Regions from separate parts of the Homo sapiens genome. Here region 2 is linked to region 1. The links are chromatin loops, found by intact Hi-C in ENCODE. Cell type or tissue: PC-3. All regions are shown on one strand. Links, peaks and the distances in the headings refer to the core of each region. The heading gives the core; the rest is flanking DNA. Region 1 overlaps VEPH1 (ventricular zone expressed PH domain containing 1). Region 2 overlaps VEPH1 (ventricular zone expressed PH domain containing 1).

Region 1 (16,336 bases), core at 6,746-9,245:
TAATATAGATATTAAGACATCCAATAATTAGAGAATACACATTCCTTTCAAGCACATATTAAACATTTAAAGAGGCAGCATAGGCCAGACACGGTGGCTTATGCCTGTAATCCTAGCACTTTGAGAGACCGAGGCGGGTGGATCACGAGGTCAGGAGTTCAAGACAAGCCTGACCAACATGGTGAAACCCCGTCTATACTGAAAATACAAAAATTAGTCAGGTGTGGTGGTGGGCACCTGTAATCCCAGCTACCCAGGAGGCTGAGGCAGGAGAATTGCTTGAACCCAGGAGGCGGAGGTTGCAGTTAGCCAAGATTGTACCACTGCACTCGACAGAGCAAGACTCTGACTCAAAAAAAAAAAAAAAGAGGCAGCATAGTTTGGTGGCTAAGAATAGCTTCTGAACTCACATTCTGGGCTTGATTTTTGGTTCTACCAGTTACTAGCTATACAACCTTGGTAAAGTTACATTATTAGCCTTTCTATGTCTGTTTCCTCATCTATAAAATCGGAATATTAGTATACTTATCTCAAAAATTTACTTAAATAAATATATTAATGTGAAAAGCTCTTAGAACAGTTTCTGGCACACAATAAGTGCTACATAAGTATTAGCTATTATAATTTACACAGATTAGCCATAAACTCTGTAACAAAGCAAGTCTCAACTACTTCGAAATAACTGATACCATGCAGTTCACATTCTCTGACTACATGCAGTTAAGATTTAACTTAACAACAAAAAGATTATAAAAATTCTTGGGGAAATTAAAACTAACTTCTAAATTACTTGTGAGTCAGAGGAAGTCACAATAAAACTAAGAAAATATTTAGAATTTACAATAAAAACATATCTCAAAACTTGTAGAATGATACTAAATGTTACTTAGCAAGAAATTTATGGTCTTACATGCTTATATTGGAAAATAAGAAAGTTAAAATAATCAATAACCTAATTATACAATTGAGGAGACTAAAAAAAAGAACAGCAGAATAAAGCTACAGAAAGTACAAAAAGTAAAGTAGTAAAGACTTAAAAAGAAATTAATAAGATTTTGAAATGATCCTATACAGATGATCAATAAATCAAAACTTTAAAAAGTAGAAGGCAAAGCTTTGAAAATATGGGTAAGATATCAATGAATACAGAAGCTGCCAAAAAATAATAATTCAAACAATTTGATGCTAATAAACTTGAAAACTCAGATAAAATATAAAATTGCTTAGAAAATATACTTTACCAAAAGTGACTGAAGCAAAATTCCTAATTTTCCTCAAAAAGATTGAATCAGTAGTTTAAAAATCTATTAAAATACACAAATTTATAGTGCCAGAGAGTTTTATACTGTTCTATGAAATCTTTGAGGATTAGGTCACAATATTACAAAACTCTTGCAGATAACAAAATGTGGTAACATTTCTCAACTCATTTTATGAAACTACTGTATATAACTTGATGTCGAAGCTAGGTAAAGACAGTGGAAAAAGGACAATTAAAGACCAATCTCATATATAAGCATAGTTCTAAAACTACTTTAAAAATAGCAAATCAAATTTTAAAATGCATTAAAATAAACAACAAATTTTATTTTGCTCCAGGAATACAATAATGGTTCTATATTTGAAAAATCTATTACTGTAATTCACCACATTAACAGATTAAAGGGGAAAATAGGATTATCTCAAGAGGATAGAAAAATCAGTTGATAAAATTAAACAATTCTTAGAAAAACAGGAATAAATGGGAACCTCCTTAATCTGATAAAGAGCATTAACCAAAAGCCTGGAGCAAACATTATGCTTACACTGAAAAGTCAGAAAATTCTCTTTAAATAAAAAGAGAGAAGGATAACTCATTCTAGTCAATCTAGTTCTGGAGAGCTAGTCAGGATATGAGACAAAGAAATCAAATAATAGAATAAGGATTGGAAAGGAAGAAACAAAACTATAATTATTTTAAAGTGATGACTTACACATAAAAAATAATCAAGGAATGTGCTTCTTCCATTTAAAACATATTTTTTTCTTGATTCTCTCCTCTCTCCCCATCTCATTCTTTCTAAATACCAGCCCATTTCTCTGATCTTTATGGGAAAATGCCCAGGGTTGTCACTGCTCATTTTCTTCAATTCTCTTCCCACCATCTGAAACTAACTCCAATCTGGCTTTCAGTCTGACCCATCCAGTGACAACTGCTCTTGTCCAGTCATAATGACCTTCATGTGTCTGAACCTCAGTCAATTCTCAGTCTTGACCAATCAGTGACAAATCTCATTTGACCAATCAGTGGCATTTGACATCACTCTTTCCTTGCAACAGCTTATTCACCTGGCATTCAGGAAACCATGATTTTCTGACTTTCTTTCTTTCTTTCTTTTTTTTTTTTTTTACTGGATATTTCTTCTCAGTTTATTTTCCTAGTCCTTCATCATCTCCTTAACTTCTGAGTACTGGACTCAGTCTTTGGACTTTTTACTTTCTGTCTGCACTCACTCCCTTGGTGATCTCGCTCAGTCTCAAGTCTGACAAGTTCCAAAATTATAATGGCCAGCCCAGACTTCTCTCCTGCTCCAGACTCATACATACAATACTTGCACATCTCCACTCAGAATTCTGACAGCTCAGACTTTACACATGTAAAGTGGAACTCGTGATTCTTCCTACACTCCCTTCCCCTCACCCTCCCTTTCCAAATTCCTTCCTTCCTTGGTCGTCTTCATCTTAATTATTGACAATTTTATCATCCTAGTTTTTCAGGCCAAAAATCTTAAGTTCGTTCTCTCTCTCTCTCTCTCTCTCTCTCTCTCTCTCTTTCTCTCTCCCCCTTCCCCCCACCTCCCCCTCTTCATCACATGCACATACTTCAGCAAATCCTGTTGGTCCTATCTTCAAAATACATCCAGGATCATCTGAACACTTACCACCACCACTGCTCCATGATGGTCAGAACCTCTGCTTCTTCTTATCTGAATTATTTCAGTAGCCACTCAACTGGCCTTTCTGATTTCACTCTTGCCTTTCCACAGACTGTTCCCAAAACAGGAATAGAAAAATTAGACCATGTTACTTCTGCTCAGAACTCTCCAGTGGCTGCCCAAGACTCCAACAATCCAGCCTCCACTTCTCTCCTAACCTCATCTCCCTTTCCACATTGTTCCCTTCACTACAGCCACACCGACCTCAGAAACTCCAGCCTACAACCTCAGGACTTTTGTACTTAATGGTCCTTCTGCCTGAAATGATTTTCTCCAGTACAGCCACACTGACCTCAGAAACTCCAGTCTACAGCCTTAGGACCTTTGTACTTAATAGTTCCTCTGCCTGAAATGATTTCCTCCAGGTACCCAAAAGTATTGCTCTCTCATCTCCTTCAAGTTTTGCTTAAATGTCAGCTTTTGTCTCAGTATGGACTACCTTGTGCACCCTATTTGAAATTTCAAGCCTCCGATATCCTGTCACTGCCCTCTGCGTTAATTTTCTACATAGCACTTACTTATAATCTTCTAATACACTACATATCTTCCTTATTTATTTGTTTATTTTCTGTCTTACCCAATTAAATGGATGATGTCAGAGGGCTTTTTTTTTTTGTCTTTTTTGATTACCCTTCTATCCTAGCATCCAGTACAGTGTCTGAAACATAGTAGACAACTAATAAATATTTGTTGAATAAACTGGAAAATGTATATAGACAAATTATTAGGATTAGTAAGAGAGTTGAGTGAGTTTGCTGAACATAAGATCACCATACAAGAATCATTTATGTTATAACCAACTGAAAATAGAATTGGAAAATATAATTTTAAAAAAGAATATTATTATATTCTCAGAAAAAAATATAAAACACTTATACATTTAACAAAAGATGTATAATATTAACATTCTTAGGAAAAATATCATAAAACCTCTTTGAGCAACATTTAAAAACATATAAATAAAGGGATAGAAATGTAATGTCTATAGATATAAAGACAGTAGTACATAATGATGTTAATTTTCTTCAAATTAATCTATAGTTATAATAACACCCAGTTAAGATACTGATAGAATTATTCAGAAAACAGGAGAAGCTTAATATAAAATTATTAAAGAACAGAAAAAAACAAAGCAGTGTTAAAGAAGGGTGGGAATACTGTCCTATCAGATATCAAGACTTATTACAAGGTAAGAGATAAACTGTGTATCAGAGTGAGATATGCAACCTGCATAGGTGACAAAGGACTAATACAAGAATATACAAAATAGTCCAAGTTAATAAAAATAAGATTTTAAGACTACAAAAGAAAAAAGAAAAAAAAAACATAAACAGATACTTCACTGGAAGTAAAGTGGTAGGCACTTCCTTCAGAGGAAAACAAATGGCATACAGCAAATAAGCATATGAAAAAATGGTCAACCTTGGTAATAATGAGAGGAGTGTATATTTAAACAATTACATGCTGCTTCACTTAGATTAAAAAAAACTTTTAAAATCTGATAAAAGCAAGCACTGGTGAGGATATAAAGCAACTGGAACTTTCATACACTGATGTTGGGTGTGTAAACTGGCACATCCCTGTTGGAAAGCAATTTGTTGGTATATCACAAAGTTGCAAATACACAAAACCCTAAAACCTGTTGTTTCACTTTTAATTGTGTACTTTAGAAATACTTGGCAATTACAAGTATTTAGAACTTTAGAAATAATTGGCCAAAATTGCCAATTACAACAATGTTTACTGTAGCACTGTTTAAATAATAAATATAAACCAAAAAAAGAATGGATACATTGTAGCACATTCACATAAGGGAATACTCTGCCTCAGCAAAAATAAATGAGTTGAAACTACCTGTACCAATATAGACAAATCTCAAAAACGTAATTTGAGCCCTATGACAACATTTATATAAAGTTTAAAAATACAAAATACTATGCTGTAATTCACTTTGGAACCATGGATGTGTAGCAAAAACAAAAACAAAAAGCAACCATGCATAGCTAAATACCACAAGGAGGATATTGGTTACCTTGGGAGGCATGAGGGAGGAGAATTGGATTAAAAAGAGACATGCAGGGATTTTCAATTGTACCTAACATGTTAAAGTGGGTGATTCTGTGTGCCTGGTGTGTTTCATTGTTAAAAGAAAAATAAAGAGAACTGGAAGGCGGGTGGATCGGTTGGGCATGAGGTGAGCACCAATGGAAAGGTGGGAGAAGTGGATGAGTGGATGAGACAATCTCTCTTGGAGTAGCCTGGGAGGAAAGCCAAGTTAGTACAAGTGATTATCAGGTAAAACTGGTCTAGAAAGGACTTGAAATGAAAAGACAAAACTTAAAGGTATGTTTGGGAACTTGGAGAGGATACTGAGTTGAGTAGTCACATTTTCAAAGTGAAACATAAGGGCAAAACATTTCATAGTAGTATTTTGTAGTAACTGGTAGAAAAAGAGGACATGGACTGGACAGTAAAATCTAGTAAAGTTTAATTATTTTTGTGAGTGGCTTTGGGGGAAGGATTGGAGGCTTGTTTGCCACATTTTTGGATTCCACAAAGCTGAAAGTGCTAAGTAATATATTTGACAGAATCATGATGTTTAAAAGACATATTCTGGAATGAGGGCTTAAAGACAATAATTTTTTTTGCAATGTTGAAAATGTGGCAGAATACACTTTAAAAAATTTAAACTTATCTAATTACAAGTCTTGATTCAACCTGAATGCCTTAGCACATCACAAGATAAATGTGGACAACTGATTTTTTAAAAACATAGAATATTTGACTAGTATTAGTAGTTGTTCTAAGCAATTGGTCTGAGTATTGGGCAATGATAAATTACAATAATAAATTAGGACTATTCCAAAGGAGGGTAAGCAGAATGATAAGAGTGTAGGCCATACCTGGGAGCTTCAATGAAGCCTTCTCTAACAATGCAGAAACAAGATTGTCCTTTGAGGATTAAACCAATAAAGTCCACTCATATGAGTGGGATTAGCCAGTACAGGCCTAAACCAAGACATTATCTTTTGATGGGTGACTTTGCAGGTGAGTTAGATGTAATCTCAGGGAGGAAGGGCTGGAATGTGATTGTCATGGAGGAGGAAGAAACCTAATCAATAAAAGTATTTCTTATCCAAAGAAAGACTGAGTAAACAGACTTGAGAACAGCATGAAACACACAAGAATTCTGATCCGTACGAGTTATAATTTTCATTGTAAATCAGTACATCGTGTTTTAATCTAATTTATATTTCCAAGTCTTGTATTTGGATAGCATGATTTGGATAGCATTTCTCAGGTACCAACAAAATTGAGTTTTCCAGATCTGACAGTTGATGGCTACAACATGAGGTGCTGTAACCTTTCCCAGACACAGGCTCCTTCTTTGTCATGGAAAAACCCAAGGTCACTAAGATGTTTAGCTGGGATGAGACAAGCCAGAGGTGAAGCCTGGTGCTTATCTTCAAAAGGTTTAAAGTTTTTCTTGTAGAAACAGAGGGTAGACTCTTTTGATTGTTGGGGGCAGAGAACAGAACAGAGACAACAGGTAGAAAGTACAAAGTAAGATTTCATCTGGCTAAGCAGAGGAACATGTTAACAATTTGAACTCCCAACAATGAAAATGCTCTCTCTTTGTCAGGGTTCTTTGATCATAAGCAACAGAAAAAGTCTGAATAAGTACAGCAAACAATAATAATAATAGCTATAAGAAGAAGATTAGAGGTGGCCCACTTATTTGAAGGAGAAAGTGAAGTACCAGGCCTTAAAAGGAGCAGTGATCAAGGCAGCTACAATGATAGAGAGGGAGGAAGTAAAGTACTGTTTCTTTGGGGCACCGTCCTCATGATAAATCACCCCCTGCTGATATCTTTCTTAAAACTACTGGGGAAAAACTTCTGATTTTCAAGCTTGGGCCAGGTGTTCACCTCTTCTCTCCCCCACCACTGATAGGGAAGGGTAGTGGGCACTCATGAGTAGGGAACCTTGATGGAGATGCCATCAAGGTTTTATGCAATGGAAAGGGACAATTTACCAAAGGAAAATTGAGAAGCAGGTAAAAATATTAGAAACCCACCATATTCGCATCATTGCAAGTGCAGGAGAAGCCACCTATTTTTCAGCAATCTTCTGTGCTGGAAGTTGGAAGGGGCAATTTAGACGATCCCTTCCTGTTCTACGTTTCTGAAGAGAAATTGAGAAGTGGAATTGATTACTGAGATCCAAGGTCATTAGGAGAGGCCTAGAGAGGAATAGCTGGGGCTGGATCTGAGGGAAGGATGGGACGCAGCTAACAGGGATGTAAGCCATAGAGCAGGCATGGTGGTTCCATGTGCTAATCAGAAAAGGAAGATAAGGAGCTGCTGGCATTGGTAACCTCAAACTTGATATATGTAAATTACAAGCTACCATTCTTCTTCTGTTCCATGAGAGGGTTACAGATAGAGAAATGGAAGAAGTAAGATGTGGTAAAAGTTAGTAGATGAAGAAGACACACGAACTCCTGGCTCTCCAGAACTCCTGGTAGAGTGAGATGCTATTTGGACAGCTTAATGAATGGACGATGATCCTAATGACAAGGGACCTGCCAGCCTTAATGGCTAACCAGTGGAGTTATATAATAGAACTGAGTCACCAGTCCTAAAATTCTGAATTTGATGTCTGTGAAACAAAGCAATTAATGATGCAAACAAAATAAATAACTGGCCACTAGTGACCTCTAGTGGAAGTAGGCTTTAGGGAACTTATGTGATCTTTGATTACTGTTTTGTTTTGTTTTCCTAGTAAGAAGATGAAAACCAGTGTAATTTTCAGCCAACTGATTTGCAGAGGAGTGTGAAAGAAGGGGTTTCTGAAAACAGGACAAAAATCTTACCCAGAAAATGAAAATGTACCAGGAACATGTTGTGCTTTGCGTCAACCTAAGTTGATTAATGTTCTGGAAAAGATGTGGATGAGTAATTGCCATCAAAGACATTACCTGAGAAAAGAAGAGTTTTTTGAGCAGTGACTTCATTGGTCACTGGGGGGAGTTCAGCATGTTAATGGCAGCCAGCAAGAGAAAATAGGCTTGAAGAGGAGGCTGCACGGGTTGCCAGTATACCTTTTAAATATATCTTCTTTGTAACACAGAAGAGCGCTGTTGTTTCTGAAATATGCACACATTTGCCAATTCAGTATTGTATGGCTTGAGTCCCACCACTTTCATCTTTCCAATGAGTGTCTGTGCCAAGTGTTGGCTAACACTGCTGAGCTGGGAGGATGTGGGTGGATGCCTGGTGGCCCTAGGCCTTTGAAGTGGGACCAGTCTCATGGAGGGTCCAAGTACAATCAAGAAGGTCAACATGAAACCACACTGGGCACTCCACATCCATCCCCTTTGGGAAGTGCTTTCAGAATATATAATCTTGACATTGAAGAGAAGCGAAGGAATGCAAGTATTGATGGGAGGTTTTACATCTGTCTGATCACACTGGGGACTAATAATGGGTGGGTGGAATTAAATGGCAGGTCCAGGGAGTAGGGATGCAGGTGGGTAGAAAAAGAAGCAAGGGAAAGATAAAAATAGAGACAATACAGAAGTAAACAGAATCAGCCTTATTAAGTCCTGGGCAACTGTCACTTCTGGCAGCAAAGCGATCGTTGTCCTTGTCTCATATTACCTGCGTGGCAGGAGGTGTCATCCTGCCTTCTTTCATTATTCAGCCTCCCACACACACCCTGCTCTTGTTTACTGATGCTGTTATGCTGCTCTGCAGGTCTGCTTTTCCCTGGATTGGCTCCCTCTCCTCTCAGTGTCATTTCAAGGACATAAAAATAGCCCCTAAATAATATTTTTGTGAGAATTCCATGCTGCTCTGCAATTTTCAGAATTCTGGTCTTTGTGAGTGGGCAAAAGATGATCTAACTGCCCCCTACTAAGCCATGACTTCCCTACTGATATTTCTTAGATGCCAACAAAACCACAGAGCAGATTAAGAGAGACCAATATTAGTGGTATTTCCTCTTTCCCCTGCAAAGATCTTTCTGCCAGGATATAAACAAATCTCTAGCTCTAGGACAGGCCATTTCAGAGATGTAGTCTATAAACCAGTTTACTTACTGAAGATGAGCTAATTATCTTAATTTGCTCCAAAGCTTCTGTAAGGCTGTCTTCAATCTCAGAGTCATCTAAGGAGAAGAGGTCCCCAGCTCGTGAAAGATCTTTTTGTCCCAAAACCAGTCTGAACAGTTGATGCATGGTGAGGATGAGTTTGATCAGTTGACTTTCTACAGACCCAGAGTCATGTGTTCCAGTTATCAGAGGTCAGTAAGACAAAAACATGTAGAAGGAGGTATACTTCTTATTCCATGAAAGGTCATTTTTCTCCAGACTTTGAGGTCTTCATTGACACTCTCTGCAAGGGAAACAAATGACACAATGTAGCCACTGGCAGAATGGCATAAGCTCAGAATGTGAACTCAGTGTCCAGCGGAGAGAGAGAGAAAAAAGAAACTTGGAAACATGTGCCTAGACTAATAGATCCTGGCTTAATGATCTTTAAATGAACTCTTTCCTTGTTTTTGTCTCAAAAAGTCTTGTCAAAAATTACTAGGTTTCTCCAGAATTTAATTTGAACTTTAAAAGTCAACATGAGCCCTACGCTTTTCTCCTTTCTACATCCTTCTCTTCTCTCCATGTCACAAGGAAAAACAACAATCATGCCTAACACTTGCCAGATTTTCCTCAAAAAGATTCTCATGGGAATCAAACAGAAAGGGAGAACAAAAGGAAAAGAGGGAGCATAGGAAACATCTCCTAGACCCACTTCCTTGAACCCTTTCTTCCAGAACCTGGACACAGAAACCAGTGCTTACCTCTTGGTTGGGCTGCCTTGCTACGCTAGCAGTAGAAGTTCCCTGCTCTGTCAGTCAAAAAGGTGACCTCAGTACTTACCCTACTCCTACGTACTCTATAATCAAGTAGCAATAAAATAAAGATGCTGCTTAGGAGAATGGCGTTAGATAAATCTCTACTGAACATGAAGATGAACTTTAACACTGAAATGAACATGATAGCCTTGCCATGTGGGCTAAAGAGGAGGGCTTTGGGATCAGGCAACTCTCCCTCTATTCCAGTTGAAGTAATAAAGTCCCACTATATTTCTCACCCAATTAACAGTCTACAGAGAGGAGGGCAATGGCACAAATTAGACATCTGATTATTCTCATCAGCTCCCTTCTGGGCCTAATAAAATCACAGACCATTTGCACTGGCAGAGACCTTAGTAATCATTTAATGTCCAGTGAGGTTTAATGACTGCCCCAAGGCCCCATAATAGCTGTGGCAAGGATAGTCTACTGATTTCAGTCCAGTGCACTTCCCTCACAGTTTACAGTAGAGTGGAATCACCTCATACATGTGGGTAGCTTACAAATGTAGCCACATGCTTAGTGAGAGCCAAGAGTGAGTTATTTAATACAAGTAATAGGCATTTCTACCTAGCATTTTACTCTGAATGGTTTGCCAGAAAGAGTGTGAAAAGGGAGAGGAGAATCTATTGTTTCCTTGGGTAGTCTCAGACCTCTCCTCTGAGCTATTGTTGTGAGAGCACCTCTTTGTGTTGAGTGCAAGTTTAAAGACACATACTCTTCAAACACCATGGCCTCAAAATACAAGCCAAAGCTTTCATTACACACTCAACTAAATAAGCTATCTGTAGTATTGTAAGTGGTACAATTCATGAGTCATAGGGATTTTAAGGAAAATACTCTCTATATGCAATTTTTGTACTATCTACCAGCTTTTGAAAAATGAAGCCTAACACTTACATGCCTTTATCTATGTACCAGGCATAAACACTTTGTAAATATTAATTCATCTAATCCTCATAACTATATGAAAATATGTCATCCCCACTTTGTAGGTGAGCAACCTGAGGTAGTTAAATAACTGCTAAAGCCATGCAGCTACAAAACTGGAGAGCTGGAATTTGAACCCAGAGACTCCAGTAGTGCTAGACTCCAAGTTCATAACCATTATGAAATATTGACTCCATGTAAAATGTGAGGCTACTGTTAGGAGTAAAGGTCCTCAGAGCATTATTAATATTAATGATGAAGGTGTGAGCAGGGTTATCAAGCAAGAAAATGAATTCCTCTCCCCTTCTACACTGCTCCTGGATCCTTGCCCATTCTATGCCCTGAGATTTAGAGCAACCAGAGAGCAAGACAGTCACAGGAGAAGACGCTTGGAGGAAGAGCAAAGGAGAGTGGTAAGCTTTCAGAGGGAGGTGGAGCACAGTGAGGTACTGCAAAGTAGTTCGCACCCTGGGAAATGTGGGAGGGTGAATCACAATATCTCTAAGGAAAATCAGCACAGTGTTTTCCTACATTTTTCTCTTAACACATTTTCCTCCCAGGCTCAGATATTTACAGTGACAAGAGTCTCAGTAAAATAATATTCAGGAAAATTGGATGGAAATGACTTCACCTGACCTGTCAGCTTGTTGGACATGTGGCACTCCATGAAGTACATTCAACTGCCCCAGTCATAGATGCTCAGGAGCTCCAAGAAGGAGCAGTAATACGTGCTGGTACAGAGGAGCACCCCCAGGCTTTTCCTGGGCTCTTTCTGCACACTCCACATTTACATGACACCTGGTGTGGAGTCCCACATTCATGCTGCCAACTTCAGCTCTTACTCTTGAGGGCCCATCACATGCAAAACATTGCTTTGGGCCCTAAACAGAAACATCAAGTTGTTTAACACACAGCCATACAGGAAAGCTTTCACAAACATAGGGGTGGAGTGGGGAGAGGTGAGACTTACACATTATTTTTCAAAGGGCTCTTTTGCACGTTTTCAACTGTGATCTTCAAAACACCTTCTACAATATGGGAGTGACCAAGAGAAAAATCTCCTGGATACTACAAAAAGAAGTTTGGGGAAGTACAAGGGAGAGAGAAGTCACTTCCAGGGGAAGATGATAATGAATAGCTTTATGGAGGAAATGGTATTTGAGAAGCACCTTTAGGATAGCTAAGATTTTTACAGGTTTTATTCAGTGCACTTGTGCTGAGTTCATACTAAGTCATCTGCTCATCTAGGAACCAAGGGTCATGTCCCAGCTCAGCTATTCAGCGATTATAGGACCTTTAGTTCATGTTGTTTTCCTTTCTTGAGACTTGGTTTTCTTATTTGCAAAATGGGGCTAATACACACCTCGTCTATTTCATCAGGGTGTTTTGAGGGTCACAGGTGATAAAGTGTAAACGAGCCCTTTATAAAATAATGGCACAACTGACATTTGGTGGGTGTTTGCCATGTGTCAGGTACTTATCTCAGTGCTTCTCACATACTTAGCCACTTAATTCTTATGACAATTCCATGCAATCAAAAACTGATGTTTAGAGAGGAAAGTAACCACCAGCAGAGGCACTTGAAGAGTAAGTTGCCAAGTCAGGATTGAAGGCAGCTGGTCTCCCAGGATAGTTGTATTCATGACTGTGTGAGATAATTATTATTGAGCTGTCTCCCTTCCCATCAGCTCTCATCCAATGAGTACCTCCACATGCTGCACATCCCTTCCTAAATAAGGACTGGCAAGGCACATTATTTATTTTTCAGCAGCTCTCATTAATATTTTGCTCAGGTGTCTGGCTTCTCCTGCTGTTCTTTTTGCAATAGCAGGGAAGGTCAAAGCCAGATCAAATTCTACCTCATGTTCTGAGAAACTCCCTACCCTTATGAATGTCATAGTCCTGTGGCCTGTGTGCACGTGTACATATACATGTATCATGTACACACAAGCATACCATATACACACATGCACATATGTGCACATACTCAAAATACTTTCTACACATCAACCTTTTTGCTAGACACTAGATGCTTTCTTCTTTTAGTTCTCCCATCAACTCTGCAGGTAGATATTACCACCTAAGAGGAAACAGGACCAGTGAGGTTAAGTATCATGCCCAAGGTTACACACAGAGCCAATATTCACATTCAGGTAGGCCAGACTCCAAAATCTCATATTTTTTGTATGATTTTTAAAAGCTGGCTTATAAAATTCTTACAGCCTTTAATTTGCTTCCTTCATAATTTCCTTCCCTAATCTTTAAGGGGTTCTAATCTGAGGCCCACCTTCTCATTATTTAGTTTTTTTTTTTTTTTTTGGCAGGTATTTGCTGGCGAATCAGCTTTCTGTAGGGAGAAACAGAAACCACAAAAACAGAAATGATGGCGCAAAACGTGGCACATTTCAGGGAGTCACAGCTGTCCCGCGCAAACTCGACTTTACCTGCGTGCTACTCCTCAAAGGCGCCCTTGCAGTTACTCAGCTGCATGGTTTGAGACTGGGCGGGAGATTCAGGCAGGCTCCGAGGGCACAGCGAGTGGAATCCGCTCAGCTCAGTGAACCTGAAGTTGTTCATTGCGGAGCCGGTGCCGGGTGGAAGAATTCAAGGAATGCAGCCTGATGCCACCGGCAGCCCCAGAGACCGGTCAGGTGACAGGCTGCACCTCACCCAGCGGAGTTACCTCCCAGTGCAACGCTCTGTTTCCTGAGGTGAAACACAAAGCCTGCTCCAGTAAAGGAGAGTTGTTTTTAACAGAGAAAACAGAACTCCCTGTGTTCGTGAAAATCTATACTTTCCCAGGGAAGAATGGGGGGCGGGGGCGAGCCACGCAGGAAACAATTTTCAACAGAACTCAAGCAGGTGAACGGAATGGCTGTAGGGAGCCACCTCTCAGAGCTCCAGGGGAGGAGAAGAGAACTGCAGCTTCATTAACACTTCCCTCTCCCTGAGATCTCACAAACGTTTTGGAAACACTGAGTGTTCGTCCAGTAAGAGTCACCTCCTAAAGAAAGTATCCCTTTACTCTGCCTCTAGAGTAAAATTGTTGAAAGTTGAAGTATGCGGGAAGTTGCTAATAAACAGAACAAACTTCACAACATACGTACTCTCTTTTTTTCGTTATTTGCTGGGAAGCTATTCATAGAAATCCACGTGGACCAGAAATATTGGATTTGTACTTTTAAATATTGCAGCAACACTCAGGCAAAAGGTTTATCCTGCTTAATCTACTGACACTCCGATGGAGAAAAGGGCACTGGAACCTTCCTTTATTCTTTAAACAGTTAACAGTGCACTTTAAAAAGCAAGGTTTTTAAGACTGCATTCTTCTCGACCCCTAAGTCGTCTGTTCCTGTGGTAGATCTATAGCTATATCAAATCATCTCACTTCTGGCAATGTGTACAGGCAGCTATCCTGCAGATAATCTCATCTTTGTGCTCACTAGGGTGTGTCTACTCAAAGGGTGTGGTCAGGGTGGCCACAGTTAAACCAGGTCATATGTTCCAGGAGAACGACCTCGTAAATCTGCCTAGACAGTTGGTGATCAATCATATTTTTATGCCATCCACATTTGGAGAACTATCCCCTTGAAGAATTCCTTTATAAAAATCAAGAATCCAGTCATTCATGAGTAGCTGTATTTTTTCATTAGTAGTTTTTCTAATTTACAATATACTAATGAAGTTTCGTCTTTTAATGGAATAGATGATATTGCTTTAGCCTTCCCTTTTAATCCTCTATTCATTATTACTGATTTTTAATCCCTAGATTTTTATCCAGTTTTATTTTTTTAAAGGGTGTAGAGTCCTGAATTGGACACTCTATGGAACTCCAGTAAGAAGAGCAGAGTGATAAGAGTATGGGAATCTAGACTCAACTGGATTCCAAGCTCAGCTATGCCATTACCTGCAGTGTAAATGTGGGCAGGTTAATTAGACTCCCTGAGCCTGGAATTCCTCCTTTGCTCCTGAGGATTGTGATATGGGTTGTTGGGAGGTTTAAGGAGATGATATAAAACATTTAACACAGAGCCTGGCATATGGCAACCACAGAAAAAGTGCCAGCAATCATATCCTTAAGAGTACTATTATTCCTATAGATGGTCCACCAGTTAACACATCCCCATGCCATACCTTTTAAAAATTAATACATGACTGTACTGTTCACTAAATTGGGTTCACAGAGCTAAAGATGTTTAGGTTGTTTCCATTTGAGCCATATTTATATCTTTGTTGTCCTTTCTCTATCTTAGTCATCCTGTCCTTACCTCTGGGTTGTTCACTTTTCATCTGTAAACTTCATTCTCTTGAATGGGTCCCTGTTGATTTTTTGGCAACCTTATCTTGTTTCCTGGAGAGATAGTTTTACGGTGATCCTACCCACACCAAGGTTGAACAATAACAGTGAATGTTTTTACAGAGCAGAAATGGGCTAGAATACAATGTATCTCAAACTTTTTGTGGCTGGGTAATCCAAACACCTGAGTTTTCCATGGAAGTGTAGCACTCCTTCCCGTGTTTATTAGTGAGAAAGGAGTGGCCCTCCAGGGCTCCAGCTACTTTCTTTACTACTTTTCAAGGTGACGTACACTCAATGCCCACTAATAAAACATTAGTGGCTTACTCTATTATGCATCTGTAGATTCTGCTAAATGAAAATATACATGAACTGGAGGACTTAATCGCCACACTATTGGGATACTGCCTATAGAATAATTGAAACTCTTGGGGGAGATTTCAATCACCATAATTAACTCAAGAAACCAACTTATTCTGAAGAATTCAGCCTCTAGCTTGCAACTTAGGTTAGGGTATACCCTGGCTTCCTCACTTCAGAAAATTCTAGAATGACAATATTTATTTACATTACGCTTTAGACTACATTACTCTGCATCAAAACATTTTCATTTTATTCACCTGTATTAAAAATGCTCATTAACAAACTTAGACCCATTTGGGCTCTAGAAACTTTCAATAAAGTTCTCAGATTTTTCCCTTGAAAGAAAGGATTACAGATTCTTTTGAAGGAGCATCTTTTTCACACAGCGTGAAAGGACTACAGGCGTTCCCATGGGAATTGGCTGCATACATTTCAGCCCTTCCCACAAGATGTCTATTGTTCCCTGGATGTCTCTGGGCTTCCTTGGCTGTGGCGTGCTGCTACACTTCACTTCTACTGAAAGCCTCTGAGTCTGGCTTATTCTAAGCAATGCTAAAGGCTTCAGCCCTGTCTTTTTGCTAGAGTACATACGATCTAAGTTTGTAGCAGGCTTATTTCATAAGTACATGAAAAAAATAGATTTGGTGACCTATTTAGTCAAGAGCCCAAAAAACTACTTAATTTTGATTACCTATTTCAACTTATTAAAACACAAATAGGAAACATTTCCTTCAAAAAGGATGAGAAACACTTATCTTCAAGTCTAATAAACTTTCTAAAATCAAGGCTTTTGTGACTTGTCATAATTTTATAGTGTATTCATTTTCACCTGTAAATGTTGACTTTGTTGGTCATTTTT
Region 2 (16,336 bases), core at 6,149-8,648, 170 kb before region 1:
ATAAACATTGATTAGATTTATTTCACTCACTCTGAGCCTACCAGCTTTTTATACACAACCCACAGGAGTCTCAGATCACATAAAATGGTCAAAGTAGTATAAGAGAGAGATTCTTAACTTAGAAGCATATACACTGGCTATAAAAATACATCAGTTCTGTGATATAAGGCTTCTGTGAATGCTTTCAGTACATCTGGTCTGTACCAATATTTTTATCCTTATTTTTTTCAGAGCTTTCTTGGCTTGCAAAATTCTCCCCATGACATTAAGACTTAGTTGTTAATTTTTCCTGTATTTCCCTCCTGTTTATTCCATAGTATCAAACAGCAGGAATGCAATAAATTGTTGTTGGATGAATGAATGAATGGATGAGTGTCAGATATGTGTTGAGAGCAATAGGGGCCATGATGATGGTCCTGCTCTTAAGAAGCTTGCAGCCAAATGGGAGAAACATCTGAACTTACAACAATGGTTATAAGTTGTTTTAAGTTTATGAGATAATGGAGGGACACATAATAATGACTGCTCACAGAAATAAGCAACTCATTCTGACTGGGGAACAAGGGGAGGCTTCATGGAGAAGGAGATATTTGAGGTATACTTTGAAAAATGATCAAGATTTTGAACTTAAAGTGTGAGAGAAACAAGCACTTTAGGTGTAGAGAACCCTGAAAGCAATCACATAAACATAAATGTTTAAGGTAATTCCAGATAGTATGTTTAGTTTATCTCAGTCATTGAAATATTACTTATATAATTGTATAATTGATGCCAAAAGGATTATTCATTTTTCTAGACTAAATGTTGAAGAGAGAAGTCATGCTGTCTTAAATATAGAATGCTTTCCATATTCAACCAAATCTGAGAGTAGTTTCTTTATTTTTATTGGAATGTGGCTTCTTTTTCTAATAATCAAAGGATTTGGTTTGGTCTTTATAAAGACTAAAGTTAACATGAACATAAGTAATTATACAATATAATGTGTTATGTGTTAAAATACCAAATATATTACACAGATAAATAAATTTAAAGACATGATACAAAAATACAAGAATATTTGGTCTTCTTTGAGTCAAAATCTTTAAGAATCATTTTGGAATTCTTTGTTTCTTCTGCCACTCCTCCTCCACGATGCCATTTATATGCCGTTATTCCTGCAAGGCATTCACTAGACAGTATCTGAGAAACACATCGTTCTTCTTGGGAGACTAGACACTTATAACCTATTTCTCAGGTGGCCACTCATAACCTATGCCATTATATATATATATTTTTTGGTTTAGAGATAAGTGTCTTAAGATTAAAAATGGAATATGGCTTTGATTTTTTAATAGCTAGTAGAAATATCAAAGAATTGGCTTTATGTTTTGGAAAAAAAGAATAAATTAGGTCTCATTTTGAATTCTTTACAAAACTTATCCTTTGAAATTTCCCTCCCAGTGAAATAAAGGTCAGATAAATGTATCTGGCTTATTTCCCAGGGTGTTCAACTGAGCATTGTAGAAACTGTATTTCTACAATGATTTATAAAAGCTCAAACACATGAATATGTTTGCTGAAACTGCCAGACTATAAGTATTTACACACTGAACATAGCTTATAAATAAACAACAAACTCAGAGAAGCCATTTTGAGAGATTTAGGAAAGGAACTAATTTTCACTGACTCCTTACTTTGTACCCAGATGTAAGTGTAACCAATTACATTTCATCTTTATGAAGCAGGCTTTGTTATCTCCATCTTACTGAAGAGGAAATCTCAAGATCAAACTTCCAGGAAGCAGCTGAGCTGAAATTTGAACCCAGATGCCAGAGCCTATTCTCTTTCTAGTACATGAGTGAATGGCTCAGATAAAACAGAGGTAATAGAAGTACCTCAAAAAGAAGTATAATTCAATAGAAAGAGCATTGGCTGAGGATTCGGACAGAGTTTTATGGGTAGATTGTGTTTCTTTTCCTCTCTGTCCTTGAGTTTCTTATCTTTAAAGTGGGAGCAGACCAAAAGCTGATCCAGAATGAAACAAACAAACAAACAAACAAAAAAAGCTCATCTACTTAAATGATTTTTACATTTTAATTTGCTTATTAACTTTCTCTCCTAGATTGTGAGCTCCATGAGGGTAATGATTTTTTATTGTGGTAAATTATATAAAACATATAATTTATGTTTTACGTTTTATATAATTTACCACTTTATGGATAATATGGTTTAAAATTTAAACCATTTTTAGGTGCACAATTCGCTGGCATTAAATACATTCACATTGTTGTGCAAACATCACCACCATCCATCTCCAGAACTCTTCCATCCTTCCTAGTTGAAACCCTATACCCATTAAACCGTAACTCCCCATCTTCCTCTCCCCTGAGCCCCTGGCAACCAGCCACTCTATTTTCTGTCTTTATGAATTTGACTACTCTAGGTACCTCATACAAGTAGAATCATATAATAGTTGTTCTTTTGTTCTGGCTTATTTCACTTAGCATAATATCTTCAATGTTCATACACATGGTAGCATGGGTCAGAATTTCATTTCTTTATTAAAGCTGAATTATTTTCCATTGTATGTATATGCCATGGTTTGTTTACTCATTTTTCTGTTGATGGACATTTGGGCTGTTCATACCTTTTGGCTACTGTGAATAATGCTACTATGAACATGAGTATGGAAATATCTCTTTGAGGCTCTGATTTAAATTCTTTTTGGTATATACAAAGAAGTGGCATTGTTGGATCATATGGTAATTCTATGTTTAGATTTTTTGAGGAAATTTCGTATTAGAAATGAAATTTTTATCTCTGAAATTCTACAATTTACTAATGGCCTACAGAGGCCTGTGAAGAAATGTGTCTGTGAGGGCTGTCCAGAGCAGGGCTGGACATTTGCTCAGGGCTATGAGGGCTTGCACTTGGCACTCACGACAAGCTAGATGACAACAGGAGGAGTTTTCTTCTGCCTACTTGACACTAGCGTGACAGGAACCCTTGAAGCAATTTCCTTCATTTTCCATTTAATTCTTCTTTATTGTATTTCAAAGACAAAAAATTCAAAACATTGACGCAATGAATAAATAATACTGTCATTTAATTGTATGAATGTCCTAAATTGGACAGGAAAAAAAAGTAGAAGAAAATGGAACTGGTAATTTGTCTGATGAGAGCTTTCCAAAAGTAGGTAAAATAAAGTATGTTTTTGAAGTCAACCATAAGTTCCAATTTGGGGAAAAAGTGCAGAACAAACTCATTACTTTAAAATACCATTGCTTTTGACTGAAAAAAATGGAAGAAGGCATCACAAGCCAGTGTGGACCACTTGTAAAACTTTGATTCCATGTGATTTGTAAAATATATTAGTATTTTAGACTAAAACTCTATTCCTCCTCACCTCCAAGTTAAAGTTTAGAAGTTTTGAATAGAACAGCAATTATTTCATAACTTTGATGGAGTAAATAGAAGAAAAGATATTTTAAGGTAAAAACAAAATTAGATTCTCAAAAATAATAATGAATTTGAAATAACTGTTTGAAATTACATCAAATAATTATTCATGAGTGGACACTGCTTTAATCATTTGATGTTTTCAGAGCTCGGTTCTGTAGAAGGTGTTCAGAAGTGTGAGTTGTTGAACTGACCTGCACTGAAGGAAAAACTGCCAAATCTCTCATTTGTTGAGAATCTAGGACACGTAGGTAATGGAAAAGAGGACTTGCCTAGTGTTTACTAAGTTCTATTTACAACAGTATTAGTTGAGAAATATGTGTTCCCTTTACAGCAGCTGGTGGGCCCCTGGCTATATCACATGCATATGTGTGGGACGTCCCTACCCAGAGCAAAAGTACTATGCTCATTTCCCCATTGTGGCAAAAATCCAGCCAGTTGTCAAATGGGCATGTTGGATGCTTTTGTTTTGACTTATCCAGAGAATAAAACAATTCTTTTGCAAGTGATTACTTTAATAACACAAATTTGGTAATTATATATTCAGAAATATACAAGCCATAGGTGTACAAAGACCTATGCTTTGACCCTGATTTTGAGGAAAAAAATAAAAATTTTGTATTGTTATGTGAAAACATATATAAAAGCATAAGAAAAGGTCTGTAAAGTTATAGATCAACCATCGACAGTGATTACTTTCATATTGAGAAGTGGGAGTGGGGTGAGGAGCATGCACATTTTACTTCATATACTTCTGTATTATTTTAATTCTCTCCTTATCAGTTTATATTTATGTATTACTTACATAATTTAAAAATATACAATGAAAAAGTGCTATTTGTTAAAGCAGGCAATTTATTTATCTGTATTTTTTGAGACAGAATCTCACTCTGTTGCCCAGGCTGGAGTACAGTGGTGCAATCTGAGCTCACTGCAACCTCCACCTCCCAGGTTCAAGGATTCTCCTGTCTCAGCACTCCCTGAGTAGCTGGGATTACAGGCATGCGCCACCATGCCTGGCTAATTTTTTTGTAGTTTTAGTAGAGATGGGGTTTCACCATGTTGGCCAGGCTGGTCTTGAACTCCTGACCTCAGGTGATCCGCCCACCTCAGCCTCCCAAAGTTCTGGGATTACAGGCATGAACCACTGTGCCCATATTTTTAAGTTCAGGGGTACATGTGCAGGATGTGCAGATTTGTTACATGTGGCATGGTGGTTTGCTGCAGAGGTCATCCCATCACCTAAGTATTAAGCCCAGCATCCACTAACTATTCTTCCTGATGCTCTCTCTCCTCCTCCCCACCCTCCAACAGGCCTCAGTATGTGTTGCTTCCCTCTATGTGTTCTCATAATTCAGCTCCTTTTTATACGTGAGAACATGTGGTGTTTGGTTTCCTGTTCCTGCATTAGTTTGCTGAGGGTAATGGCCTCCAGCTCCATCCATGTCCCTGCAAAAGACATGATCTTGTTTTTTTTTTTTTATGGCCACATAGTGTTCCATGGTGTATATGTACCAAATTTTCTTTGTCTAGTCTGTCACTGATGGGCATTTAGGTTGATTCTGTCTTTGCTATTGTGAATAGCGCTGCAATGAACATACACGTGCATGTATATTTTTAATAGAATTATTTATATTCCTTTGGGCATATACCCAGTAATGGGTTTGTTGGGTCATATGGTATTTCTGCCTCTAGGTCTTTGAGGAATTGCCACACTGTCTTCCACAATGGGTGAATTAATTTACACTCCCACCAACAGTGTAAAAGCATTCCCTTTTCTCCACAACCTCATCAGGATCTGTTGTTTTATTGACTTTCTAATAATAGCCATTCTGACTTGTGTGAGATGGTATCTAACTGCGGTTTTGATGTGCACTTCTCTAATGATCAGTGACATTGAGCTTTTTTTCATGTTTGTTGGCTGCATGTATGTCTTCTTTTGAGAAGTGGCTGTTCATGTCCTTTGCCCACTTTTTAATGGAGTTGTTTGTTTTTTTTTCTTGTAAATTTGTTTAAGTTCTTTGTAGAGGCTGAATATTAGGTCTTTGTCAGATGGATAGATTGCAAAAATTTTCTCCCATTCTGTAGATCATCTGTTCACTGTGATGATAGTTTCTTTTACTGTGCAGAAGCTCTTTAGTTTAATTAGATCTCATTTGTGAATTTTTGCTTTTGTTGCAATTGCTTTTTGCATCTTTGCCATGAAATCTTTGCCTGTGCCTATGTCCTGAATGGTCCTGCCTAGATTTTCTTCTCGGGTTTTGATAGTTTTGGGTTTTTCATTTAAGTCTTTAATCCATCTTGAGTTGATTTTTGTATAAGGTGTAAGGAAGGGGTCCAGTTTCAATTTTCGTCATATGGCCAGCCAGTTCTCCCAGCACCATTTATTGAATAGGGAATCCTTTCCCCATTGCTTATTTTTGTCAGGTTTGTCAAAGACCAGATGGTTATAGGTGTGCAGTCTTATTTCTGGGTTCTTTATTCTGTTCTGTTGGTCTGTATGTCTGTTCTTGTACAAGTACCATGCTGTTTGGGTTACTGTAGCCTTGTAGTATAGTTTGAAATTGGGTGCCTCCAGCTTTATTCGTTTTACTTAGAATTGTCTTGGCTATTCAGGCTCTTCTTTGGTTCCAGGTGAATTTTAAAATAGTTTTTTCTAATTCTGTGAAGAATGTCAATGGTAGTTTAATGGGAATAGCATTGAATCTATAAATTATTTTGGACAATATGGCCATTTTCATGATATTGATTTTTCCTATCCATGACCATGGAATGTTTTTCCATTTCTTTGTGTCATCTCCGATTTCTTTGAGCAGCAGTTTGTAGTTCTCCTTGAAGAGGTCCTTCACTTCCCTTGCTAGCTGTATTCCTAGGTATTTTATTCTTTTTGTGGTAATTGTGAATGGGAGTTCATTCATGATTTGGCTCTTGGCTTGCCTGTTGTTGGTGTATAGGAATGCAAGTGATTTTTGAGCACTACTTTTGTATCCTGGGATTTAAGCAAACAATTTAAATGATGTCTCACTAATTACCATGTAACAGGGCTAACATTTATGATTTTAAATATGTTTTTCTTTTTTGCCTTCTGAGTACATAGCCTTTGCCTGAATCCAGTTAAGTCTCCACCTATCTGGCTGTCGAGTGATGGTGGGAATGGTGATAGAGTAGATATTCAACAGTTATAGGAGTACCAAAAAAGTAAAATGGAATTAATTTTTTTAACTGCCAAAATTGGGTTATGCAGCAAGATAATAGCCTTGCAAGTGAGGCTTTTGTCTCAAGAAGGAATTTTCTAAATTTCCTTACCTCCCTTTAGCCTATCATTCCTGAACATGGAGGATATACATTGTAGGACCTGTAGTATGAAGAGGGTGACAGCTTGGTCAGTTCTATGGTTGTTAGGTAGGAGAATATAGAATGGAACAAGTAAAAGAGAACAGGTTTTAGTTCTGGCAAGGAAAATTATGGAGAGAAGGAGAGAGACAGAGAAGTGTAAAGCCATCAGAAGTGGGTCCTGACTTCCCTCACATTTGGGCTTTGGCCTGGAGAAGGAGAAGTATATTAGATACATTATGGTAACACCATGGGCAATGGTCACCGCTGAAGATTCACTCCCAGGTGGCCCTCAGCACCAACACAGGGTAGCCAACTTAATTAAAAGCACAGCTCCTGAAGCCAGACAGAAAGGAATCTCTGAGGTTCAGCTTTCATGGTCACTCTTTCCTCTGTTATGGAGTAGAGTGGAGCCAGTAGTAGCTGAGGATCTTGCTGGTCAGCATTTCAGAGAATTCACCATAGTGAGGCAAGGAGTATGGTGTGGCTCTGCACAGTAGACTGCAGAGAGAATTGTCCAAGCCAGGACTCAAGAGGGGCATCTCACACCAGTGGGCACTGAGATGAGGTCAGATTGGCAAGGGAGACCCCTGGACCGGCCCATGTGTAGAGTGAAAAAAAACCATTATCCTTCAGGCAAGAAGACACACCACACCCCTATCCAGGGACATTAATGCTTTCCACCACCACAAGGGAGCAGGAGCCACTTCCTAATGCTCCCAGATGCCACCTTAGGGAGATAAGCATAGGAGAGATGAGAGAAAGAACATTTTTATCCAAAGGAAAGATTGTCTCCTAAAGTACCATTCAAATGAGCAGTTGGGATTAACTTTAGGCAGGGACTCTTAATTTTCTTCCTCACTACCCAGTGGTTGGTTGCTCTTGATCAGCTCTAGACATAATGATGGCACATTTTCTCTGCAAATCTAAGTTGTAATATAAAATAAATTTTATAATATTACAATAAGTGAAAAAGTAATCATGGAGAATAAAACTATGGTACAGTGAAGAAGACGACTCAGGTGGAGAAAGAAATCTTGTCCTAAAGAATCAGGGAACTTTAGAAACACTTATAAGAGTCACACAGCAAAGGGTAGAGGATGGGGAGTGAGCTGTAGGAGGACGTTGAGGGTTTGCATGTGAGGGCGAAATCAAATAACACACAGTGGTATGTAGTGTCCCTTGGTGCATATAGACTTGCAAATTTCTTATATGAAAACTGTTAAAAACTTGTGCCTGCTTGCTGCTTTATGTTACTATTAAAGAACAGAGTACGACTTGCCCATTAACCTATTCAAATCAGGTGTTGAAGAGCCTTGGATGCTCTCACAAGCAATGTTTCTGCCCTGAGAGAGGGAACAAAGAGCCCTTCCTCTCAGAAGCCACTCTAAAGCCAACTTCTCTGATCCCTTATCCAAAGTTCAATTCTTCTCCAAGGTGGTGGTTAGGAACACAGATTCTGGAGCGAGACTTTCCTATTTACCAGCTGTGTGTCTTTGGGCAAGTTACATAACCTCTCTGTGGCTCAATTGGGAACACTAATAAGAGCTCCTATTTCTAAGTGTTGTTTAGGGTGACCGGCCATCCCGATTTGCCTGAGATTAGAGTGGCTCCTGAAATGCAAGTCTTCCAGTGCTGTCACTAGGAAAGTGCTGGACAAAGTGGAATGAGTTAGTTATGTGAGCATAAAGAGTTAATTCATGTAAGGCTCTCAGACAGACATGTGCTTGGCACAGAGCATGTGTTTAATAATGTTCATTATCATGATCACTGTTACTGCTACTATTGTATATGGAAAAAGAAAAAAAAAGGATCCCTAGGCCAGGTGGAAATGTTTGAATGTTGCTGTAATGCTATTTTAATTAGAGGAAAGAGACTGCATAATGACCCTTGGCATCTAGGTTGCTCAGTGTCCTGAAATGTTCACCTAATTGCTTATTTTAAAATGAACTTACTACACAGCTAATAATGATGTGTAAGCCAAAATCCCATTCTATACAATGAGAATAAATTTCTCTGGGGACAGGGCACAAGTAGAAGGTCCAGCAAGAAAGAAAACCTCATAACAATGCATGAAACCATCACTTGCTCTCTGAGCGTCTCCAAAGTCCTAGGACTGTTAAGATATGTGCAAGTGAGACTTTTGATGTACATGTCGTTTTGAGGCTCAGAAGCACAGAAATGTTGCAGGAATGCCACCAGGAAGCTCAGGAAAGGCTTGATATTTTGCTCTATTCAAAGCTTCGTGGCAGGAAGATAAAAAAAGCTAACATTAATTGATTAGTTTTTAAGTACTGGGCAATGTTCTAAGAGTTTTATGTGTGTATTGCCATTTAATACTCATGCCAATGAAGTAGACACTTCCAGTTTTGTGGAAGAATCTGAGGCTCAAAGATGTCAAGTAATTTATCTAAGGTCACATGGCTAGCAACTGGCAGTCCAGACAAATCTAGACTGTTTGACTCTAGTGCCCGTTATACTCTGCAGCTTACATAGGTTATGCTTAGATGAAGCAGCAATTATTAGTCCCCCCTTTTAAGTCGAAGAGGGATTTAATTTATACCCATTTATTTTTAATGATTTAAATCTTATAAATTATATATCACTTTCATTTATTCTGTATGTAGAGACTTGTTGATAATTTGCTTTTGGTATTTATTGCAGTTTTTATCTTTATCGTATAACTGAATGAGTTATGTGGCACATTCCCATCCATGCCCAAACCTCTCTTGAGAGAAGCCCAAGTGATTGACCCATCAAATCCCAGCTCAAGATATTACTGTTTTCCAGTGGGAACCACCTGAACTGAAGGCAACAGGAATCGAAGAACAACTCAAGGAAATAAATTGCCTCTGTCAGGTTAGCCATGGAAACCAGAACATCTACAGTAAAAGCAAATGTCATAATCATAAAATTATTTTTCTATAAATTCATGCTTTACATGATAGAGGTCAATATATCTTTGAAATCTTAGTTTCATTTATTGCTTCTTTCAAGTTGTCTTCATGTATAACTTATTTCATTTTTATGTGACCTAAAATCCAATGATGATGACATCAATCATCATAATTAATATTAAACAGAGTTGCCTTTTTTTTTTTACTATTTCTGATTAATTAGTTTTACTTTCACTTTCTTACTGCTGCTCAGATGAAAAGTCATAAAATAATGACTAGTAATGTTATTCAGCTTCCAGAAACTCAACCTTCTAGCAGTAAATTGGAAACAGCTGGTTATATATTTTGTCCTATTGAAGGAAACAGAAAGATCCATCGAAAAACTAAAGTAAAAATTTAATAGAGTTGAATTACCTCTGCCTCAACTGACTATTTCCCAGTGGTCCACAGGGTAGCATGAACTTCGGGATGAGAAGGCAACATTAATTCAACAGAGGCTGTAGGAGTGTCTTATTGTCCCCAGAACCTCTAGAAGCTCAGAAATTTGCCTTGTGGAGGAATTCTGATGTTAGGTGTCAGTTCAAAATCTTATGTCCCAGAGCTGGAATGGACTTTGAGTGGTGGTCTCTCTTTTAATAGACAGGATTGCAATGGAATCAACTCAGAAAGCTCTTCTTTTCTTTCAAGTCTTTAGATCCCAAACTCTTAAAAGCATGAAGAAGCTCACAGTTCAATTTTCCCTATTCTTTACATCATAACAACTTCACTTTGAAATTAAATAAAGTGTTTTGAGATTAGCAAGACCTCTATAGTCAATTTTTCTGCTTCACTGAGAACCCTCTCTTGTGAAAGGGAATCTGGAAATTAGAAAGTCAAGATGAAGGCATTTATGACCCAGGGCCTGCTTGAAAATAGTTGAAATACTTAAAACCCATCTGCACTGTATGATAGCTTATTGCTCAAAGGAAATCTCTTAGCAGAAAGCTGTTGAGCTGTTGCCCCCAGGAGAGGGCCTTCCACATTCATGAACACGCAACCATCTGAGCAGCCACATAGTAACTGGGATTGTTCTGTATGAAAAAACTGTATCATAAAACACTTCATTATTATTGAGTCCTGGACTGGACTTCTGGGTTGATAGAAGTAGCAGCAAATGGGATAAACAATGAAGGGTCTTTCTCAGGATTTCGATGGCAAAAAGGCAAGGGGTAGCTCAAGCACTAAGTTTCAGTAAGGAGCCTAAAAAGACCACGTGCTCCAGCTGTAGGGATCATGGAGCCTTGTCTTGCTTATGCCAGCCCTCGCCACCTATCAAGAGCAGCAATCTCCTTCCCATGGCAGGTTTTGCCCCAGCCACATCCAGAACCAAGGGAGGCAGGCCTGGTGGTTAACTGAGGTTCCGAGGCCACTATGTTAACAGGCTGGAAATAGTCTGGGTTGGGAATAAACAAAGATGGAGATACATAAACAGTAAGCTATGGGTCCTCATTCTTCTATCCTGGTGGGACCCACCCCATCCTTTTGTTGGAATAGAAGCCACCTCTGAATCCTACCTAGCTGCTGCTAGTGCTCTCCTATCCGGAGATTGGCCCTGTGCATGGATATCCTGTGTTCACCTGAATGGATCTTGCTGGATGGATGAAACATGACTTGCAGCCAAGAACTGCATCTGTCCTGGAGCTCTTGCTGCCCTGAAAATTTCATCCCTTCAGATAGGATGCTGGGGCTCATCTGCAGGGCCATTGCTAACAGCCACACAGGCTTTCCACCACATGAGTCCAGGAGGGACATTATTCCCACAGGCCACAGTGTAAGTGATACCGTCTGGAGTTCGGCAATACAGAAGCTCTGTTTATCCAATGCAAGTGAGCCACACTCCTAGGACAGTGTGATTTGAGGTGGTATGGTGATCCTTGGGGGAGACTGACATTCTATTCTAGTTAGTCTCTTCTCATACAACACTTCTTACCCCCATTGCGTATGCCTATGATATTCTTTACTTCTTTCAGCCCCATGCATGCCTTGTGGCCAAGACTCTGCTTTACGATTCAACCAAACCTCACTTCACTTACTAAATCTAGCACCAGGAATGAAAGACAGGGAGAGCGGGATATATTTGAGAAATTGGATTTAACTCTTCTTCCAACAGAAGATGACTGCAGAGGACCGCAGGACACCTCTGGCCAGGGCAATAGCCTAGCATAGCACAGTAAATTTGCACTGAGAGAGAATTACACTTCTTGCAGCTCTTTCATGGTTTGTGTATGTTCAATGATAATCAGGCAAATAAATAATAAGATAAATAGAAATATGGTTGTACTTGCAGATTTGAATAACAATGGTCTGTTCTTTAAGGTCTGAAACTTTATCAACATTGTTCTGAGAGCTGAGAGCACACTTCCATTGTACATAAGCTTTATTATCACAGGACAAGGTCAGCTCAGCCCACAGTACAGGGGCTAATAGGAAACACCATGCTGCTACACAACCTGGGCTCAAATTTCAGGTCTATCTCAGGTCTGCCAGTTATGTGATCTTAAGCAAATTTTGTTTTCTATATTTCAGTTTCCACTTTCACAATTTGGGAATAGTAATATGTACCTTACAGGGTCAAATAAAACATTTAAAATACTGCCCAGTACATGGTGCTTGCGGCTACTGCTGGCATAGAAGGGTTAACCCAGACCATTCCATAATTACACTAATTGTATGTGTTTATTTGTGGAGGATATGCTGCATATTAAGTATGGAGTTTATCACAGAATATGTAGTCATATATTTAAAACAAATTCTTATTGCAGTAAAATACATGTAACATAAAATTTACCATTTTGACCATTTTAAAGTGTACAGTTCAGTGGCAGTAAGTACATTTATGATGTTGTACACCTATCACCACTATCTAGTTCTAGAACTTTTCCATCACCCTAAATGGAACCCCCACATCTGTTAAGCAATTATTCTTCATTTCCCCTCCTCCTAGCTCTTGGCAACCAAAAATCTGCATTTTGTCTCTATAGATTTGCCTATTCTGGATATTTTATATAAATGGAATCATATAATGAGTGGCCTTCTGTGTCTGGCTTCTTTCACTTATTATGATGTTTTCAAGGTTCATCCATGTTGTAGCATGCATCAGTATTTCATTTTTTTTGCATGGCTAAATAACATTCCATCATATGAATATACTACATTTCATTTGCCTCCTCATTCATTCATGGACAATTGAGTTGTTTCTACCTTTTGGTCATTGTGAATAGTGCAGCTATGAACATTCAAGTACATGTTTTGGTTTGAACACTTGTTTTCAATTCTTTGGAGTATATTCCTAAGAGTGGAATTGTTGGGTGGCATGGCAATTCTGTGTTCAACTTGTAAGGAATGGTCATATATTTTAAAATAATTATTTCCTTATTCTTACAATGTCCAAACTTAAAAATAAAACTGTCATATTAATTATGAAGGAGGTGAATCTGAAGAGTGACATTTGCCATCACTTTTCCAGTCACCTGATTGTACACACAGATGAGGAGCAGTGCTTACAAACAATACTCAAATCAGGATCATTTCTGATTGGGTGGCTGACTGCTTACAATTACAGAAAAGTGTTATTGTGGCAATGCTGTTCATATTTTTGGATTGATTTCAATGTTGTTTCTGATATTTCCAGGAATTTGGCCAGTAATACTTCCCAAAGTAGGAATAATGAAAAATATAAATTATGAAACTAACTGAAAATTGAACTTATCTTTAAATGACTATATTGATACTTTTAGTTCTCCAGTGAATTTTTGGTATTCCCTAGGAAGAATGCACCTTCCAATAAGTGATGAGTGTCACTCAGTTCTGGGATGAGGAATGTTTTGCAGTGCTTATCCGATCACAAAATCCGCCAGGGGAAGTTCACTCGGAAGACCTCAACTTTTTCCTACCAGGTACTCTTGATGGTTGCCAAATACAAGTTAGATGTCCAAACATTAAGAATACAAAGTAGTCAATGTCAACATGATCAGAAAGGAATCTGGGATATTTTCAGAGGAGTTAGCACAGTTTCTAGACATGAAAGTAATTTTGGAATTTACATGAATTTTAAATCAAATACACACACATACCTCTCTATATATTTGCATGACACTAATGTAGTTGATTTCTGGCAACAATACAGAGCCACTTTGTGGTCACACTGAGTCAGTGGAAGCCCATATGGTAGAAATAAACACTTGGCTCTTCCAAGCACAGATTTATCAAAAGTTGTACAGAGGCAAATAAGGCAGGCAAGCCGTGATCCCCTGCAGGTACCATTCCATGTGCTACCAATTACTTTGCAACTCTGCAAAATGCATAACAGTAACCAGATATAGGGCACAGAAAATTTTAGGAAATTCTATTAATAAACTCCACTAAAATGGGTCCGTTTACATTTTTTTTTCCCCAGAGGAAGGAAGGATAAGCCTAAGATCATGTATATGTGAGTCACCCATTGCATTGCTCTCTCTGGTTGGCAGTTCTGAACTAAGACCTTCTGGGCTGGCCACCATCAGGCATCAGAAGAACACTCATGGGAGAGTTATATGTATTTACCAGGAGGTTTATTATGTCCGATATGTTGGTGCAGGGTATATAGGACCTCCACATAGTGTATATCAACTCCACGTAGTGTGTATCAAACTCATTGACGCTCCTGTTAGAAGTGGCCTTTAGCAACTACTAACTAAGCCTGACTTTCCTAAGATGCCAACCGTCTATTCCCTGTTGACTTCATGATCATGTGGCTGACATGAGAAAGTTAGGGGGCATTTTATTTCAGTCACTGCTGCTAAATGAGGTGTTACTGAATAGAAAGCAACTAATTTTGTGCAGCCAATTCTCGGGATATACCATGAATTTGAAAGCCAATTTTAGAAAATAATTCTAGTCTTAAGGAAATTCAGTTCTTCAGGCTACAGGTAAGACTGGAAGCCTCTGAGGAAGGCATTTTCATGTGGCTAATTGTACTCTTAGAGTACAAGTTCTGAAAAATGTTACAGATTACTTGTCATTAATGCAGCTGCTGTAACAACATGAACAGCCATTAAGCTTGAGGAAGGTTGATTTCATTTGTTATCCTGCACTGGGGAAATGTCTACCAGCATCACCATCATTAACAAATACTCTGAGGACTTACCAAGGATGAGACATTGGGCTGAGTGTTAAAACTATAAAAAGATTCAGAGTTTTACAGCTTAAAAAAGAGATGTCAGAAGTATATGAATATTTAAAAAGAGCAATCCATGATCAAGTGCCAAATGAGAAGTACTGGGAATCACGGGGGTGTAGAAAGTAAGAAATAGGCTAGCCCTGATGAATGCTAGGCCTAGATAAATAAAATAGCGGGCACCTAGAGGAGCAAGAGTTTGGGTAAAGGCATGGAGGTGGGGATGAGAATGGCATGTCCGAGAAGGCAGTGTGGGATAAAGAAGCAGTGGCAAGATCATAGAGCCAGGGCCAAGTCCTGATTCTGCCTTCTACTGGCCATATTACCTTGGACAGGTTATTCGCCTTTCTATTTTCTCATTCATAAAATGAGGACAGTGCTAACTACACTACAGACTTGTCACCAGGATTAAATAAAATAATTTGTTCACCTTTTTAAAATTATCTATCACCTTCATCAATATTATAATGCTCAGAGTCAATGAAATTATCTCCAAAAAGCTGCTGTCAAAAAGCCCAAAGTGTGTTGGCACTGGGAAATTGGGAGGTGTTTTTTTCTTTGACATTCTCAAATACAGTAGACCACTGGGCAACATAGTAGGACCACATCTCTATGAAAAAAAAAAAAATGCTGGGTGTAGTGGCCTGTGCTTGTAGTTCCAGCTACTTTGGGGGCTGCGGTGGGAGGATGGCTTGAGCCTGAGGGTTGGGGCTTCAGTGAGCCGTGTTTGCATCACTGCACTCCAGCCTGGGCAACAAGGAGGCCCTATCTCAAAAACAAAGAACAAAAAACAACTCCCCACAAGAAGGAAAGGAATGTGCATGGGATAAGGAAATGCAAATACAGAAAACTGAGACAGGAAAGGAGAACAACAAAGAGAGGGAGAAGACAGGAAGATTTATTATGAAGAAAGGTAGTCAAATCAAAGGAAAGACAATCATGGAATAGTGGTAGTAAAAACCCAAGAAGACCAAATGTTTTCCCCTTTGAATACAGCATATAGGATCTGAATATAAATAGTGTCTAGTGTGGGACAGAAGAAGGAATAGAGTACAAAAAGTGTCCATCTCTACAAAAAAGAAATCAGTCAACTATGCGTACTTTTTTTTTCTCATCAATTCTCCAAATATTCTGCTGGGAAAAAGATGGGAGTTATTGGCTCCGAGTTAGTGAAGCCTCTTATATGTGACTCCAGTGACCCTTGAAGTTTGCATCTGTTACAATCAAGCACACCATTTCCTAACACACTGCCTTTGTTTGCTGGACTCATGCAGGGCGGTGGAGTGAGTCACTACATAGCCCACTAGGCACCATGGCTACCAGCCTCCCTCTGCCTGCTGTTTCCTTCCTGGACCGAGACCCTGACATGCAAATCAGCATCGTAGAATCCTCCTTCTGGCATTTCTTGTCTTCTCATTTTCTACTCCTTCCTTACATGATAGCTCCTCATCAATGAGTACTAAGAGTGACTGAA

The links. Hi-C counts contacts between places; a loop is a spot of excess contacts. Peaks named below come from ENCODE experiments on the same cell type or tissue, not always from the same donor. Only the 100,000 strongest peaks of a DNase experiment are listed, where the experiment ranks them.
Region 2: a loop joins it to region 1, with 6 times the contacts of the local background. A loop is called at or near these places in 2 of 110 quality-filtered maps.

What each region holds. Positions count from the first base shown.
Region 1 is chr3:157,486,134-157,502,469 of GRCh38, forward strand. VEPH1 (ventricular zone expressed PH domain containing 1) reads right to left here. Exons shown (of 14, transcript NM_001167912.2): 2 at 9,079-9,373. The coding sequence starts at 9,216. Among named protein-coding and RNA genes, the nearest start is that of VEPH1, 9.1 kb to the right of the region's middle. RefSeq lists enhancers at 12,875-13,439, 13,440-14,003. In PC-3, for the core only: a CTCF peak has its summit at 7,719 (motif pointing left); a DNase peak (open chromatin) is centred at 7,688.
Region 2 is chr3:157,319,761-157,336,096 of GRCh38, forward strand. All of the region lies in intron 9 of VEPH1 (ventricular zone expressed PH domain containing 1), which reads right to left. LOC101928236 (a long non-coding RNA gene) reads left to right here. Exons shown (of 10, transcript XR_007096141.1): 7 at 9,436-13,603. Among named protein-coding and RNA genes, the nearest start is that of PTX3, 110 kb to the right of the region's middle. In PC-3, for the core only: a CTCF peak has its summit at 7,469; no DNase peak of the experiment used is centred there.